3 separate regions of the Homo sapiens genome follow, and regions 2 and 3 are each linked to region 1. Evidence: read pairs that join two places in POLR2A ChIA-PET (ENCODE). Cell type or tissue: GM12878. All regions are shown on one strand. Links, peaks and the distances in the headings refer to the core of each region. The heading gives the core; the rest is flanking DNA. Region 1 overlaps SACM1L (SAC1 like phosphatidylinositide phosphatase). Region 2 has its middle 41 kb from the start of LIMD1. Region 3 has its middle 27 kb from the start of CCR9.

What was found. Peaks named below come from ENCODE experiments on the same cell type or tissue, not always from the same donor. Only the 100,000 strongest peaks of a DNase experiment are listed, where the experiment ranks them.
Region 2: POLR2A ChIA-PET joins it to region 1 with 5 read pairs; 4 of 35 experiments call an interaction of 5 or more read pairs at or near these places.
Region 3: POLR2A ChIA-PET joins it to region 1 with 5 read pairs; 2 of 35 experiments call an interaction of 5 or more read pairs at or near these places.

Annotation. Positions count from the first base shown.
Region 1 is chr3:45,691,096-45,696,581 of GRCh38, reverse strand. All of the region lies in intron 1 of SACM1L (SAC1 like phosphatidylinositide phosphatase), which reads right to left. Among named protein-coding and RNA genes, the nearest start is that of SACM1L, 4.4 kb to the right of the region's middle. RefSeq lists an enhancer at 2,298-2,437. In GM12878, for the core only: no CTCF peak of the experiment used is centred there; a DNase peak (open chromatin) is centred at 2,441; H3K4me3 peaks cover 678 bases; H3K27ac peaks cover 2,378 bases.
Region 2 is chr3:45,551,320-45,556,805 of GRCh38, reverse strand. No RefSeq gene overlaps it. Among named protein-coding and RNA genes, the nearest start is that of LIMD1, 41 kb to the left of the region's middle. RefSeq lists enhancers at 1,922-1,971, 3,232-3,331, 4,384-5,486. In GM12878, for the core only: no CTCF peak of the experiment used is centred there; DNase peaks (open chromatin) are centred at 2,405 and 3,159; H3K27ac peaks cover 1,183 bases.
Region 3 is chr3:45,910,877-45,916,362 of GRCh38, reverse strand. It overlaps a transcript of LZTFL1 not described here. Among named protein-coding and RNA genes, the nearest start is that of CCR9, 27 kb to the right of the region's middle. RefSeq lists enhancers at 186-455, 1-1,094. In GM12878, for the core only: no CTCF peak of the experiment used is centred there; no DNase peak of the experiment used is centred there; H3K4me3 peaks cover 150 bases; H3K27ac peaks cover 109 bases.

The DNA.
Region 1 (5,486 bases), core at 1,215-3,714:
GTGGGAATGTAAAACGGTGCAGCCACTATGGGAAAACAGTATGGTGGCCCATTAAAAATTAAAAATAGAATTCCCATATGACCCAACAATTCCACTTCCGGGTATATACTCAAAATAACTGAAAGTAGGGTTTCAAAAAGGTATTTGTATACTCACATTCATACTGGCATTACTCACAATAGCCAAAAAGGTGGAAGCCACCTATGTGTCTATTAACAAATGAACAAACGAAATGTGGTACATACATATAATGGAATATTATTCAGCCTTAGAAAGGAAATTCTGGGCCAGGCACAGTGGCTCAGGCCTGGAATCCCAACACTCAGGGAGGACGAGGCAGGCGGATCACGAGGTCAGGAGATGGAGACCATCCTGGCAAATGCAGTGAAACCTTGTCTCTACTAAAAATACAAAACAGTAGCTGGGCGTGGTGGCAGGCACCTGAAATCCCAGCTACTTAGGAGGCTAAGGCAGGAGAATTGCTTGAACCCAGGAGGCAGAGGTTGCAGTGGGCCGAGATCGCACCACTGTACTCCAGCATAGGCAACAGAGCGAGACTCCATCTCAAAAAAAAAAAAAAAAAAGGAAATTCTGACACATGCTACACAATGGATGAACCTTAAGGACATTATGCTAAGTGAAATAAACCAGTCATAAAAGGACAAATACTGCCACTTCATGAGGCATCTAGAGAAGTCAAATTTATAGAGACAGAAAGTAGAACGGTGGTTGCCAGGGGCTGGGAGGATACAGAAATGGGGAGTTGTTTAATGGGTACAGAGTTTATTTTTGCAAGATGAAAACGGTTCTGGTGATGGATGGTGATAACGGTTGTACAACATGAATGTGCTTATTGCCCCTGAACTGTATACTTAAAAATGGTTGAGATGGTAAATTTAATGTTTTATTTTACCACAATTTTTAAAAATAATGAAACCACTATTTTGCATAGGAGCCACAGTGATATGTCATAAAACTGTAGCAAGAACATATTCCCTCAAAAATCTTACGTAAAGAATTTGGCTGGGTGCAGTGGCTCATGCCTGTAATCCCAACACTTTGGGAGGCCGAGGCAGGTGGATCACTTGAGGTCAGGAGATCAAGACCAGCCTGGCCAACATGGTGAAACTCTGTCTCTACTAACAATACAAAAATTAGCCGGGCCTGGTGGTGCATGCCTGTAGTCCCAGCTACAAGGGAGGCTGAGGCACAAGAATCACTTGAACCTGGGAGGTGGTGGTTGTGGTGAGCCGAGACTGCGCCACTGCACTCCAGCCTGGGCAACAGAGTGAGACCCCATCTCAAAAAAAAAAAAGAATTAAATCAAGGTCTTAATGATCAAATTTAATACATCTCTGGTTGAAAAGACAGAGGCACAACACTTTACTAGGTTTGGTGAGCAAAAAGAAAACAACTTAGTAAAGAAGGATCCCCTGCACATACTACACTCATAGGCAGAAGGTGCTCCTACCTCCCCCATTCATCCTCCCTTTGGGTATCTCCTCACTGAGCCCTCCCTGGTTGCCTCTCCTATAGCTCAAGTTCATCACAGACTCCCCAGGGGCACAACCCAATTCCAAACCAGTTGGTGTTTCTAGAAAGACTCATTCTAATGCTATCCTCTTTCTCAAAACTCTGTGTTCCCACCTATATCCTATTCCCTGAATGCCCTAAAACCCATTCTCTCAACCAGACTTCTTCACAGGACTAGGTCCAAATTCCACCTAATCTGAAGCTCTAATCCACAGCACAATCTACCAGAGCCCCATATCTTCCAAAGAATTCTCTTCTACCAGCATGTTCTGGTCCTAACTCAGCTATGTATGCCCAGCCCTAAAATATTTCAGAGTGCATAAAAACTACCAGGATAGCTAGTTAAACTTGCAGATTTCCACCGCTCATCCCCAGAGATTTTCACTCAGTAGGCCTAATGTGGGGCCCTGGAATACGCACTTAAAACAAGCATACCAAGTCATTTGATGTAGCCTAGCACTAACCTAGGCTAGCCACGTGAGCCTAGGTAAGCCTGAACTAGCCTGAACTCCCAGCCAACTAATGCTTTGGATACAAACCCCATATTGTCTGTGCTAAAACTCATGAGAATAATCTGAGCTGCCCTACACCCTTCCCTCCACCGGGAGACTTCTGTGAATAATATGAATGTTCATTATATTGAACAGATTATATGTGTCTGTATCACAAGGTAGCTTAGGTTACATCTGTTTTCAAGGTTGGATCATATCTGCCCTGACTGATGACCTCACAGTTATGAGACTCTTTTAAAAATGGCAATTTCCTGAGGAAACAGTACTCTTCAGAGGCATGCTGCAGCCTGATGCAGTAACTAAAGGATTCCCTGCCTTACACCTAGTTTCAACTGACCTTTTAAAAGAAAAAGAAAAAAAAAGAAGAAAAAATGCTTTAAATGTATCCAATAATTTTGCACCTCTAACTTTCCACTGAACCTTTTAGAAAGTTATTATGAGCTTGAGGTCTGAGGGGCCTAAGAAGTGCCCAAACCACATTTGATGTCATTTCCCTGCAAAGGAAATGTGACACCTACGCCGAACTGCCAAGGTATTTTAGCTTATATACAGGGATAGATAAGCTTCTTAAAAATTACATTTCCAGTCTAATTATTTTGCAATTTCAAATTTATCACTGTCTGACATTATCCATGCCTATACAAATGGCTTAAAAAGAAAAATGGAGCCTAACAGGATATTTAGAACTGCCTGGAAGTTTAAAAAGTATGAATTTTAAATTCTGAGCAAATCAATATTCTGTTTTCCACATTAAACATATGGAAATTAATATGGACATGTCAACTATATTTGGTTGTAAGTGACTCATTTCAATACCTGGCATGTCTGAGGACTAATGCGAGAGCAATCTGGTAAGAGAAAAAAAGGTCATATGGATAATGCAATGAAATGGAAAGATCACTGGACTCTGGACCAGCCGTATTCCAAGGCTAGCTCTACCATGGCTTGGCTGTATGATCTGACTTTGTGGCCAAGGGCAATTATGAGACTGTTTTCAACAATGACAGGATACCTATCAACCTATGACCTCACAGAGACACTGGGAAGACAATATACATGAAATGACTTTTAAGCTGTGTTTCTTCAAAACGATACATTCCAAATTACCCTAGACTGTGTTCTTTTTGCAGTGCTAGTACGTGGTCTATACTGGAAAGTTCCTTTCATTTACTCAGTTGATTCACTGAGGAGCTGCTCTGCACAAGGCTCTATGTTAGGTACTGAGGAGGACTAGAGAAGAAAATGTTAAGGTGTAAACTGGTTGGAGAAACAAAGTACAGCCATGTGCCATGTAACAATGCTTTGGTCAACGACAGACTACACATATGATGGTGGTCCTATAAGCTTATAATACCGTATATTTACTGTACCTTTTCTTGTTTATGTATGTATACATACACAAATCTTTACCATTGTGTTGCAACTGCCTACAGTATTCAGTACAGTAACCTGCTGTACAGGTTTGTAGCCTAGGAACAACTGGCTATTCCATATAGCCTAGGTGTGTAGTAGGCTGTACCATCTAGGTTTGTGTAATTATACTCTGATGTTTGTACAAAGAAGTTGCCTAACATATTTCTAACATATTTCTCAGAATGTATCTCTGTCAGTAAGAGTCACATAACGGTGTACATAATGATTTCATTTCTAAGTGACAAAATGAGTGGTTCAAACAGTACTATGGATTGACCATTCTAGCTTTCCATCCTCTTGTCCATGAGAAAGTAAATGCACTGTAAACTGATCCTAAGAGACAGAATACATAAATCATGTAAACATTTGGTGTCTAACCCTGTTACAATAATTTTTCATTTTTGGCTTTAAAAACTGTTACCAGAACTCAGTGAAGGAAAAGACATGGAAAGAAAACATTTCTCAAAGAAGGTACCTATGAGGTACACTAAGTACTTCATCTAAACTCTCTTTGGGCCAGGCATGGTGGCTCATGCCAGTAATTCCAGCACTTTGGGAGGCCAGGGTGCATGGATCACTTAAGACGAGGAGTTCAAGTTTCAGCAACATGGCGAAACTGAAAAACAGAAAAAATCAGCCAGACATGGTGATGTGCACCTGTAGTCCCAGATGCTTTGGGGGCTGAGGTGAGAGGATCACTTGAGCCTGGGAGGCTGAGGCTGCAGTGAGCTGAGCTCACACCACTGCACTCCAGCCTGGGTGACAAGTGAGACCCTGTCTCACAAAAATAATAAAAAAAAAAAAAAACTCTCTTTCAAACCTTACAATAATCCTGTGAAGTATCAACATTCCCATTTTACAGACTGAAACACCAATTCAGAAGGATTAAGTACTATGCCCAGGACACAAAACAAGTAGTCAAGTTAAGATATGAATCCATATCCATTCTGACTAACAAAACCTGAGATCTCTTGGCTCTACCATGGATGTGACCAGTATGTAAAGAGAACAGAGAGGAAGAAGGCATTCTGGGTAGAAGGATCAAAATAACACCCAAGTTTGAAGCTAGAAGGGGATGAGCCAAGTTTTGCAGAAGTGGGGAAAAGGCTCTGGGCAGTTACGGGAAATAAATTAGGCGACAGATTATAAAAAGGCTAGAATATACAGATGGCTAAGAAATGCAAGTTTGATCCTATAGGTCAGTAAGATGGAACTGGAAATTGTAAGCAGGAAAGTAGAGGATAAAACCAGAGCATTAGAAAGGTGAAATTCAACAAGGCAGAGATGGGCTGGAGAAAAAGCATGGCATAATGCAGACAGAATTATTATTTAAAATCCGAAGTAGGACAGGTGTGGTGGTGTGCATCTGTAGTCCTAGCTCCTCGAGAGGCTGAGGTGGGAGGCTCGCTTGAGACTAGGAGTTAGAGGCTGCAGTGAGCTATGATCAAACCACTGTACTCCAGCCTGGGCAACAGAATGAGACCCCATCTCTTTAAAGACAAAACGAAACAAAAGAAAAAAAAAACAAGCATTTCAACATTTAAATAAATCCTTTTAGCAATCCTTTTGTAATAAAATAATCGAACTATCTCTTTTGCATGGATATTTCTTAAAACACATCTCCAGACACATTTTAAAAAATGGCTACTATCTCCTACCAATTCTTACACAGAAACCAATTTCACTTCTAAATGCATCCAAAAAAGAATACTCCTTAGGGCAGGAGCCACATTTGAAAACCTTCAACAGCAGCCTCAGAGCAGGAAGGGCCAAAAGGAAGGAATAAAAATGGAAACTCTAACTCATAAACCCCTTGGTAAAGAAAAAGGTGCAAAAAAGTTGTACCTTCACATTTACAGAAACACTCTAAACTTTTTTTTCAGGGGGAAAAAAAGCTAGGACTGACAAATGAGAGAATGACTTTCACATAACCCCAGTTTGACTTTATCACCCAAATAATTTAAGAGTTTCCACTTCTCACAAAAATCAATACAAAAACATCATTCTTACTACTTCAGGGACAAATTT
Region 2 (5,486 bases), core at 1,147-3,646, 140 kb after region 1:
CCCTGAGTATCTAGGGGCTGCAGTGAGTTGTCTGACTCCCATAATACACTAGCCAGGTGCACAGGGGTTCATTCATTCGTTCAAATACTTATTGAGCACCTATGGTGTGCCTGAATGGCAGTCTAGGTCTGGAGATATAATAGATGATAAAACTGCTATAAATAAATAAAGCTGCAAAAGTCCCTGCCCTCATGATGCCGATATTCTGGAAGGGAAGACAAATGATAGAACAAGACACAGGAAATTAAGCAAAATATACTGCTATTTGCTAGGGGGTAGGGAGTGCTGGGGTGGGGTGGTATTTTATGTAGGATGGCCAGGGAAGACCTCACTGGGAGCAGACAACAGAAGGAGGAGAGAGTGAGCCATGTGGGGAGGAGCTCTCTGGGTAGAGCGACAGCAGGTGTGAGGTCTTGAGGCAGGAGCGCACCCTGCCTATCCAAGAAGCAGTGAGGAGTGAGGTGGGGGAATGGACAGACTGTCTTATTCAACTCCAGATATAATTTGCTTAGCATACTACAGAGCAGTGAGGCTGATCCAAGGTTTGTAGTAGCTTGTGGGGTTGTGGCAGCAGGTGCAGGTGAGCACAACCCTCTAGGTGACCTGGTGGTCTTTGTCCTCCCCTGGACTCTGCCCTTGAGCCACTGCTCAGTGCCTGGGCACAGGCACACACACACCCTGGGGGAGCAACAGACAGTCACAATTCCTATCTCTTGAACTGACCCTTGGGTTTCAGGGAGAGATCAGCACCTAGAAAAAAAAAACAAGATGGAAGACCCCTCCATCCCACTACCATTGTCTCTCCCTGACTCCCAAAGCCAACCTTGAGCCTCAACTACCCTCTGGGAGGCCCTTGTTTGTCACTACCTCTCACGGGTCCCAGCATGGACCTCGATTGAGCCTGATCTCCGCTGCAGCCCCCAGGGAACACCCACCCCACCTGTGGTCACTCAGTAGTCTTTAAAATTTTTATTGAGATAGGGTCTCGCTCTGTCACCCAGGCTGGAATGCAGTGGCGTGATCTTAGCTCACTACAGCCTTCACCTCCTGGGATCAAGTGATCCTCTCACCTCAACTTCCTGAGTAGCTGGGGACACGGGTGTGCACACCACACCTGGCTAATTTTTAAATTTTTGTAGAGATGGGGTCTGACTATGTTGCCCAGGCTGGAACCCGCAGTCATGAGTGGCCAAAGGAAAAGGAAGGGCTGCAGGAAGGGAAGCCCATGAGAATCAAGACCAGGCCTCTGACCTCCTCCTCTCTCCCTCCCTGGATAGCCAATGCACCCCACAGGACTGCCTCAGGACTCACCTTTTCCTGGCAGGCCAGGGAGACTGGCAACTCCTCTTCCTCTGGAGGCTGCTCCTCAGGGCACTGGAGGGCGGAGAGGCTGCCTGTTCCCTGTCCACATCCCCATCAGGATGTGGCACTGGCTCCCAGGCTTACCCAGGCCAGGGTGGGGCTTCTGCCGGAGCAGAAGGGAGGCCAGGTGGCCTCAGGCAGGTTACCTGATATTGCCAAGCCTGTTTCCTCATCTGTAAAGTGAGCACTCCTCACACATGGCTGGTGAGGATTCCATGGGATGAAACACGTCCTCCTAAGAGTGCTGGATGACCGAAGAGTAGTGCACTCACTGTGCGCCCTGCGCTGTCCGGAGCCTGTTACACACACATTGCTTCAGTGCACCCTCACAAGGCAGAGGTTGGAGCCATTCTCTCCATTTCACAGAGGAGGAAACAGAGGCACAGAAAGGTTAAGGAGCCTGCAAAGATCTCATGGTTCATAAACAATAGAGCCCAGACAAGTTCCTGAAAGCCCCCTCACCCTCTGGGCCATCTGTCAAGCTCAATCTGTGGCACAAAGGGAGTAGGTCCCTGTCTGTACAAACAATCAAAAAAAATTAGCTGGGTGTGCTTGTGCATGCCTACGGTCCCAGCTATTAGGGAGGCTGAGGCAGGAGGATGACTTGAGCCTGGCAAGTTGAGGCTGCAGTGTCATGACACTGTACTCCAGCCTGGGTGACAGAGTGAGACCTTGTCTAAAAAAAAAAAAAAAGTAACACTCAATATACCATGGCCATTACATATGATTATTATTACTACGCTTTTTATTAATCATACAGAAGACTCCCACCAGAGGTGGGTGCTGTCAGGGGAGGGGTGCACCTGTAGTTGGAGGCCTCAGGTGGGGGAGCCCCATGTGAGCACATGTGGAAATGGGGGCAGCCTTCCTGTTTCACTGTCCACCTTGGCCCCAGGCCCAGGCACTTCCCTAACAGCTGTGACTCTGATGAACTCTCAAGACTACGTTGCCCTCTCCACCTCCACAGCCACATGGTGTGAGGCACGTTCTTCTGTCAGGCAAAAATAAATTACCTTCCCCCAAAGCAGGCCCTCAGCTGTGTGGTGTGTATGAATGTGTGGTATGTGGTGTATACGTGTGCATGTGTGTGGTGTGGTGTAGGTGGTGTATGGTGTATGTAGTGTGTGGGGGGGGTGGGGTGGGGTGTGTGTGTGTGTTGGGGTGAGGTGTGAGTCTCCTAGACCAGAGCACAGTGAGGCTTCTGGGGAAGTGTCACATTTCCACCCTGAATGAGCAGCCATGACCTTTTAGGAGCAGGAATCTGGAGAATTTCCCAGGTTTCCTGCAGGGCATCTGGGAAGCCTGACTTTCTCTACCTTTCAAAATGTCCTGACACCCCCTAAAACAAAATACTCCAAACTGTCTCACAAACCAATGTGTTAGCCTCACAGAAGAAGGAAGGTGGGGAGAATTGGGGACCAATAAACAAACCCTCGGAGTAAACCCGGTATTTTATAAAATGGCACAAAGCACGTCCGTGACTTCACACATCTCCATGCAAAGTCTCGAGCAAGGGGCAGGCACCATCCCAGTTTGGCAGGCAACAAGAGTCTGTGATTGCTCTGCTATTTTAGACTCACAGCAGCTGTCACAGATTTAGAAGCCAAACAGCTGTGACTCAGGAGTAGCTGCAAAACAAGGTGGTTAGCAGACACCTGAGATACTTAGAAGGTAACTTAGGTGTACACTGACAAGCAACAATTCGAAAACAAAGATTGTCCATGTGGCAGAGGCAGCCAGCTGCCCTCCAAGATCAGGCCCCCCTTCCCTCCTGCAGAGTTGCTGCTGGGAAGTGGCTACCCAGCCCCTAGCAATTGGCTGAGGCACGTGACTGAATTCTGGCCAAGAGGAAGTGGGCAGAAGTGATGTACACTGTTTCCAGACCTGGCCAAAGCCACTGTGACACTCCACCTCTCTCCCCCTTATCTGCGGGCTGGATTTGATGTCAGGGGCAACCATGAAAGCCAAGAGCTGAAGACTGTGTAGTCTGCACGAACCCTCCGTCAAGCTGGAACTGAACGGAACAGAACCTCCTCCCCTGTTCCCTTCTCTAGAGGATTAGACTCATGGGAAAGAGAAATAAAGTTTGCTGGGTCAGACCACTGACATTTGGGGGTTTATTTGTTATGGCTACATTAATTATCAGCTGATAATTAAAGCATGTTTATTGCTGAAGATGATTGGTAGACGAGATATTAGCAGACCACTAATTATTAGTGCATAACTGGTAATAATGAAGTAAATGATGACTAAGAGGTCTACTACATTCACTCAGAGGAAACTGACACCTAAGATGTTTACTGATGACTTAGATATTTGCTGATGACTCTGATGCTAGTAGTTAATTAAAATATTAATAGAAAACTAAAATATTTCCTGGAAACTATGATGTTAACTGAAAACTAAGAGTTAGCTGATAACTAATAATGGGGATATCTGGCGACACTTGCTTTAGGTTCCCTCTTCGCAGCTCTCAGCCTATGTCTGTGCAGTGGCTGCCCTCTTGTGCACTGACAAGTGAGTCTCTCTCTGAGTCCACCTGACAAAGCCCCTCTGGCCCAGTCTGGCCTTGATGATTGACAAACCAGACCCAATGAATGGCATCAATCTTTGGGTGCCTGCTTCCTCTATGGATCTCACAGTGTAAAGGACACATTATTCCTTTCTACACCCCCGCGACAGTGCCTGAGGAAGGGGAACCCCTCCCCTAAGATCTAGTTCTCCTCTGAGTTCTGAAGGCAGCCATGAGTATGCAGCAGCAGATGTGGTAGGTGAGGCCTCCCTTGGATGGGACCAGGGCTGAACCCTCCTCAATTAATCCCAGATGGGGCTCTTCTATTGTTTGTGGAAAAGATGATCTGCGGAAGACACAGATGGGGCTGCTGAGATGCCAAGGAGTGCTTATCATCGGGGAGGTCTAGAACAGGTCTCCCCTCTCCCCTCTGCCATGGGATTTTCCTCACAGTAGGTGGAGTTGAGCAAGGATGGCTTCCTGGCTTCTAGGTCCCAGGGATGGTGTCCAAAGGAGGCTCTGTCTGCCAGGGGTGATGGCTCCCTGGGAGCCGTCAGTCCCAGGCTGAGAGAGAGCCGACCCCACATGCTGAATTGGGTGCCTCAGAACTTCAGGGATGCATTCAACCAGGTGTGTGCCCACAGCGAGCCAACGTTCACAGATACACATGAGGAAGTGTGGTTTTGGCAGGCTCTAGGGCATTTGGGGAACAACTGGAGAGAAAGCTATAAATAAGGACCATCTGGGAAAATTCAGGAGGTTCAAGGGCTGGTTTGCATAAAGGTCTTTGGGAACCAGCGAGGTGGAGCAGAGTGGGATCACGGCTCTGCCACCTTCTTGTGTGTGGTCTTGGGCAAGGCTCCTTATGTGGCAAAGCACTTAGAACAGGGCCTGGCCCATAATTAGTCCTCAGAAATGATAGATATTATTGTTGTAATGTCGGGAGATTGCAGCCCATGGCCCCTGTATACAGGGTGTCTGTCTTAGGTGTGCTCTTCCAGAGGCTGAATAAGAACTGAAATTCAAGTTCAGGGCTTAAGGCACAGGGAGATGAGTCATGGGGCATTGGGTTCCAGCAGTCCTGGTCACCACCTCCCCTCCAGGGCCTCATTATCTCTGCACAGCTGCCTCCAGCCCCTCATGTGGACAGGCTGAGGGAGGGCACTGGAGGCCTGGAGTGAGGTCATTGGGCCCACCCTTGGATCTGAGGCCTCTGCCTACAGGACTGGCCTTTCCCTGGCTGCTCCAGGCTCTCCCCTCCCTACCAGCACCATCACCAACCACCCACCCGCCCTCGGGGGATTTCCCTACTTGCTCGTTGTTGGTCACCCTAGATTCCTTTCTCCAAGCTCATCAGCTTGGATGAGAGCCTTTAGCCACCCACGCTCTGAGTGTCAGGCAGGGACCCAGCCCACGAAACAGCTGTTTTCTGCTTGCTCTTCTCACAGGAAGAAAGACGAGGGAAAACTCTCCTTTTTATCTACCCCTCTGCCTTTCCTTGACTTATACAGTCCAGCTGGGCCCGCCAGTTAAGAAAGTTTACCTCCTAAATTAGCTGGGTGTGGTGGTCCATGCCTGTAATCCCAACTACTCAGGTGGCTAAGGCACGAGA
Region 3 (5,486 bases), core at 1,837-4,336, 220 kb before region 1:
CATCTGGGGCTGGGATCTGGGGACCTCCAGGTCAAAATCCTCCATTCCACCTCACCCCACCCTGCTAAACTGCAGAATAACTCAAGATGACCCAAGTCTTTGCTGGAGGGTTTCCAAGCCCCACGCTTGATTCCAGGTAATCCGGGCCCAGTTCAGTGTTCACAGGCTCTGTGGCACAAAGAGGTGCCCCGCCCCTCCCTGCCACTCTGCCGGGTGAGGGCTGAGGATGCAGAGACTCCTGGGTGACTCAGAAGGCTCCTCACAGCAAGGTCAGCCCTTTCAGTTTGAAGACGCGTGGGAAAAATCTCCTCTTGCCACCCACACACATCTGAAGAGCAAACAGATGGTGAAACCAGTAGCCCAAGATGAGAAAACGGACTTTTTTTGAGACAGCAGTTGAAGCTGAAGCCTCAAAAGCCGGGCGGGGGGAAAGCATAGCAATTATGAAAGACATTCAAAGTGGGTTAGGGGTGAGGGAAAGGTCAGCCTTTTACTTTTCCCACACCCGCTGTTTTCTGAAGAAGGATGGTAATGCGAGCAGAAGGGTGATGGCCAACCTCTGGGCTTTGATGTGTGTCCCCTCCTCCCGCCCCCATCCTGCAAGCTCTGGGGAGGTCGGAGACTAGTGTGGTTTCCTCACACCTCCCACCATGCTGGCACTGAGGTTATCTAAGAGTTGACAGCCCCATCTAAAGCCTTGAATGAATTAAGTCTTTTTTAGCTAAAAAATGAACAAAACCTGAGATGCATGAGTGTCCTTACCAAAAGGAAGTCCTTGTTTCTAGGACAGGTCTGTCTTCGGGCCTGTGGGTCCATAGAATCATCACAGAAAAAATGATTTCAGGAGGTCTCCCCCGCTTTCTGCTCCCAAGGCCGACTCTGACTGAGCCTCGGAGGAGAGAAGGAAGCCATTTCTGGGAGGCCAAAACGTCCGTCTTCCAGGTCAGTGGGGCAGGTGCTGTCTTCTCCCTGGCTTGAGAGAGGAAAGCTGGTGAGGGAGAAGGGTGGGGCGGAGGTGGGCGGTGCGGGGATAAAAGATCGGAGAGCAAAGCAGTGATGAGAAAAGAGGGGTAACAGAAAGGGCCTCCCTAAAGGCTGCAAGGAGGGCTGGACCCAGGGCTGCTTAGCAGAAGCCATCTTTCTCATTGGAAGAAAGGGGCAGTGAGAAATGACGGTGTCGGTGTGGCTGAAGCTGCCCCATGCATCTGGTGGAGGCAGCACTTTAATGTAAGGAAGCCTGGACCATTGAGGGAACAGACACCAAAGGCAGTGACTGCTGATGTGGAAAGACAAGCCGGTTTGTTCCTCTGCCTCAGAGGTGGCTTCAGGGCCCTGCAAGCTTTCACAAACAGGGCCCTGCATGCTTTCACAAGCAGCAGGGGCAGCAGCCTCAGTCCAGTCCTCCCACGACGCTTGTGAATGAGCGACAGGGTTCCTATGTGGAACCCAAGGTCTTGGAAGAGGCAGCTCCTCTGCACCAGCAGGGACGCCACCCAGCTGTTGGGTGGTCTCAGAAAGAGGACCACACATTCATGCCCTGAAGGTGACCAGTGGAAGAAGGACAAGGAGACCAGAACTGGTCCTGGATCAGGCCCCCATCTTCTTTGGTTATGAAAGTTTCAGGTATTGAGCCATCAGGAAAAGCCCAAGACTCACCCAGGGCTCAGTTTTGCTCCAGAGTCAACTGTTCATTTATTAGGTGTCAGTAAATAAAAGGAAGTTGCAGAGAGATTCTTAGGAGAAGGTTCTCTTGCTTTAGTTACCTGAAGGCATATTAAAATGCAGATCCAGCCAGGTGTGGTGGCTCATGCCTATAATCCCAGCATTTTGGGTGGCCGAGGCAGGAGGATCACTTGAGGCCAGGAGTTCAAGGCCAACCTGCATAACATAGGGAGACCCCGTCTCTACCAAAAAAAATTCAAATATTAGCCAGGCGCCTCTAGTCCCAGCCACTGGGGAGGCTGAGGTGGCAGAATCCCTTAAGCCTGGGAGTTTGAGGCTGCAACTGTGATTGCCCCACTGCACTCCAGCCTGGGGGACAGAGTGAGACCCTGTCTCAAAAAAAAAAAAAAAAATGCAGATCCATGGGCACCACCCATTCCAATTCTGGTTCATCAGGTCTGGTCCATTCACAGGTCCTCCAGGTGATGCTGGAGCAGGTGGTCCTGGTGAACGTTGCTGTGTCACCACTGTTTTGATTAGAATTTGAGGAAAGGAGGAAATGAACTAATTGATCTGTCTCCTAATTTAACTCTACCTGTGATCCTTGAATCTTGGAACCAGGCCGTCTTCCTCAAATCCATTAGCCCAAGCACTAGGGCGCAATGATGGAAATTTCAGTCTTGGAGAGGAGGATGTTTCTAAATGAATCCCCTGGTATAAAACTATTCTAAGGGTAAAATAGTTTACAACCATAACTTTTTTATGGCTTATATTTTTATTCAAGGGTTCTGGTGCCAACTGGCAGATCATTTCTGAGTGGAAAAACATCCCCTTCCCCAAATCCAGAAGAGTTCCATACATGTCCAAATTTTAAGAAATGGAGAAAGTATCCAGGGGGTATGCGTTGGGGAGGTCAGTTTAGGAGGGAGTTCCTAAGCTGGTCGGTACACAGAATCAAAGGTCTTTGAAAATGGGTGGGGGAAAAAATGGCATCTTTACCCTAACTACTAATTAAAATTTAAGTCTTCCTTCAATTATGACTAGAGACAACATGCCACACTAGTACTAGCTAGACCTGTCACTTTGTCACCAGTAGAAATGGCAGATATTTTTGTATTACATGACAATTTCTGCAGACTCTCAAAGTATCATTTATGTTTATCTCCACTCGGAAATGAAGGTTGTCATTAGATCTGATAGATTTTATGTAATGCATTAGTAAAAAGACACATATATTACTAGTTCATATATCTGCTTTAATATTTGGAGAATTGTGTTTCAATTTAATTGGTTTGTAATTCTATTTTATTGTTTGCATTTTAAAGCATTCTGAGAAAGGGGCTATAGGCTTTGTCAGATTGTCAAAGGTGTGGATGAGGCCAAAAAAAAAAAAAAGTTAAGGATCTTTAGGTTGTGGCAGGTCCTCATGAAAAACAAGAGAAAGATCAGCTCATTGCAGCACTGGTTTGTTAATAGTAACAATAGTAGCATTGTTTAATTTGTGTAATTGTATAATTTTCTAGGCTCTTGCTGTAAGTCAGCCCACTTTTACAGATGAGGAACCAAGACCCAGGGAAGATGGTAAGTCTGAACCATTTACAGAACATATTACTGCTACTGCGTTATGCTGAGACAGCTGTAGGAGTGGTTTTCTCTAAACCATTCTCATTTTACTTGAATTTAGATTATCTGATGACTTATAAAAAGCTTTTCCATAAACCAGGATTTGCTATGGCAGCCCTTGACCTTCAGACCTTTATTATGATTGTTAATACAAAAGGCTGTATCAGTTACCTGTTGTCAGACCAAGCTGCATTATTCTGCGTTATTTGAAGTTGGATAACCTCAAAACCGTGGCTTAAATCACTGAAGATTTATTTTGCTCACGAATATGCAGGTTGACTGGGGGCTCTGGACTCTTGGTGGGCTCACTCCCTTGTCTGCCCGTGGTCAGCTACGCATTGAGGCTGTGCTCCCACATGTCTGAGGGTTGGCTGCTCATTGGCTAATCGTGGCTGGGGTTGACTCCTACATCTGTGGTCAGTTGGTCAAAGAAAGGCTGGCTAGGCTAGGATGGTCTTGGCCAGACAACTTGGCTGTACTCCATGTGGTCTCCCTGACCCCAACAGGATAGCCTGGGCTTATTCAGATGGCCACTGAGCAGGTTTCCAAGAGAGTGAGTAAAAGTGCCCGAGCTTCGCAAAGCCCAGTCTCAGACCTGGCACATCATTTCAACAGTGTTCTGTTGGTCAGAGCAAGTCACAGGCCAGCCCAGATTCCAGGTGTGGGAAAAGGGACTCCTCTGGATGGGAGGAACTGCAAAGTCACTTTATAAAGGGCACAGGGACAGTGAGGGGTAGAGAATTGGGACCATTTTTGTAATATTTCTACCAAAGAGTCTATAATCTTCCCTTCTTGCACATATTTCCACCTCAATTTTCATCTTCAGTAAAACACCCACCTTCTCCTCCAGATACACTCATACAAGTACGCAAAAACACACGCAACAATCTTCATGGCCACAATGTCTGTGATAGCAAAAAACAGGAAAGGATTTGTTCAAAGTGGGTTGGATTGAAGCAGTATATGACGGCACCCTGGGAGACTATGTGACGAACACTATTCACACCCATGCGACATTTCCTGACAAAGACGCTGGACACAGCAGTGGCTGCCTTGGCAGATGGAGCTGGTGGGGCTTTGGAGTTGGTGGCAGGAATAAGATGCTTTTACTTTTCTCTTTATACTTTTCTATGTCGTTTGAAGTATTTTTAGTAGGTGCCAGTTTAACTTTTAAAATGCGAAAACTAATTTCTAAAAAGACATTCACATCATCTTACGGCCATCTCAAATTCCCAGTAAAAAACCAAATGCCCAATTCCTATATGCTGGAGTCATTACACAGTTGTTGATGTCTTTCTGCATTCACCAAAGGGGTGACCTACTTACCAGCAAAGCTGAACGGCATAAAGCCATGAGCGGGGAGGGCCTGGGAGGAAGCCACAATATGGCCAGAGTTCCTCTTCCCCTGCCTAGGGGCTGGCCCAGCTAGGGCCCCCTGTCCTCCTGACTCAGGGCCTTTGTGAGAAGAGCTATATCCAGATCATATGGTGCAAACTGACCACTGGAACATCAGTGCTTGAACTTCAACTGGGGAGAAAGTACAACAGCCTCTAAGAGATTGGGTTCTAGAATCAGAAAGACGTGGATCCAACTCCTAGTGCCACTACCTACTTCCTCTGGCTTGGGACAAGTCACTTAGCTACTCTGTGCCTCAAAATGTGATAGCTGTTATCATTGAGAAAGACATCCACACCTTGTCCAATCCCTTTTACTCTCTTGGCTCTTTTGATTACTTCTGGGCATTAGTCAGCTAGTCAAGTTGGGGGACCGAGTGATTGGGATCATTGAAAGATGAGTTAATTTACAGAGTAGCCACCTTTGGTGATTTTAAAATATGGCCCTAGAGTTATTTGACACCCTTCCAATAAGAGGTGGAGTCTCGAGTCCCTTGACTCCGGGCTGGCCTCTGGCTGCTCTGACCAGTGGAAGAGCAGAGGGACACTGTGTGGCTTCCGGTGCCATGTCAGAAAAGGACCTGCAACTTCCCCTTGGTTCTCTTGCACAGGGGAAGCCAGCTGCCATGTAAAAGGTCTGAGTACCTTGAGCCCTCCCTGCTGAAGCTGCCGTGTGCTGGGGCCCTGCATGGCAGCCAGCATCAACTACTGGCCCTAAGCCAGTAGTTAAGCTTTCCAGTTAAGCTTTCCAGTGGCCACAGCCCCAGCCAATATCTAACTGCAGCCACATGAGAGACCCCAAGCTAA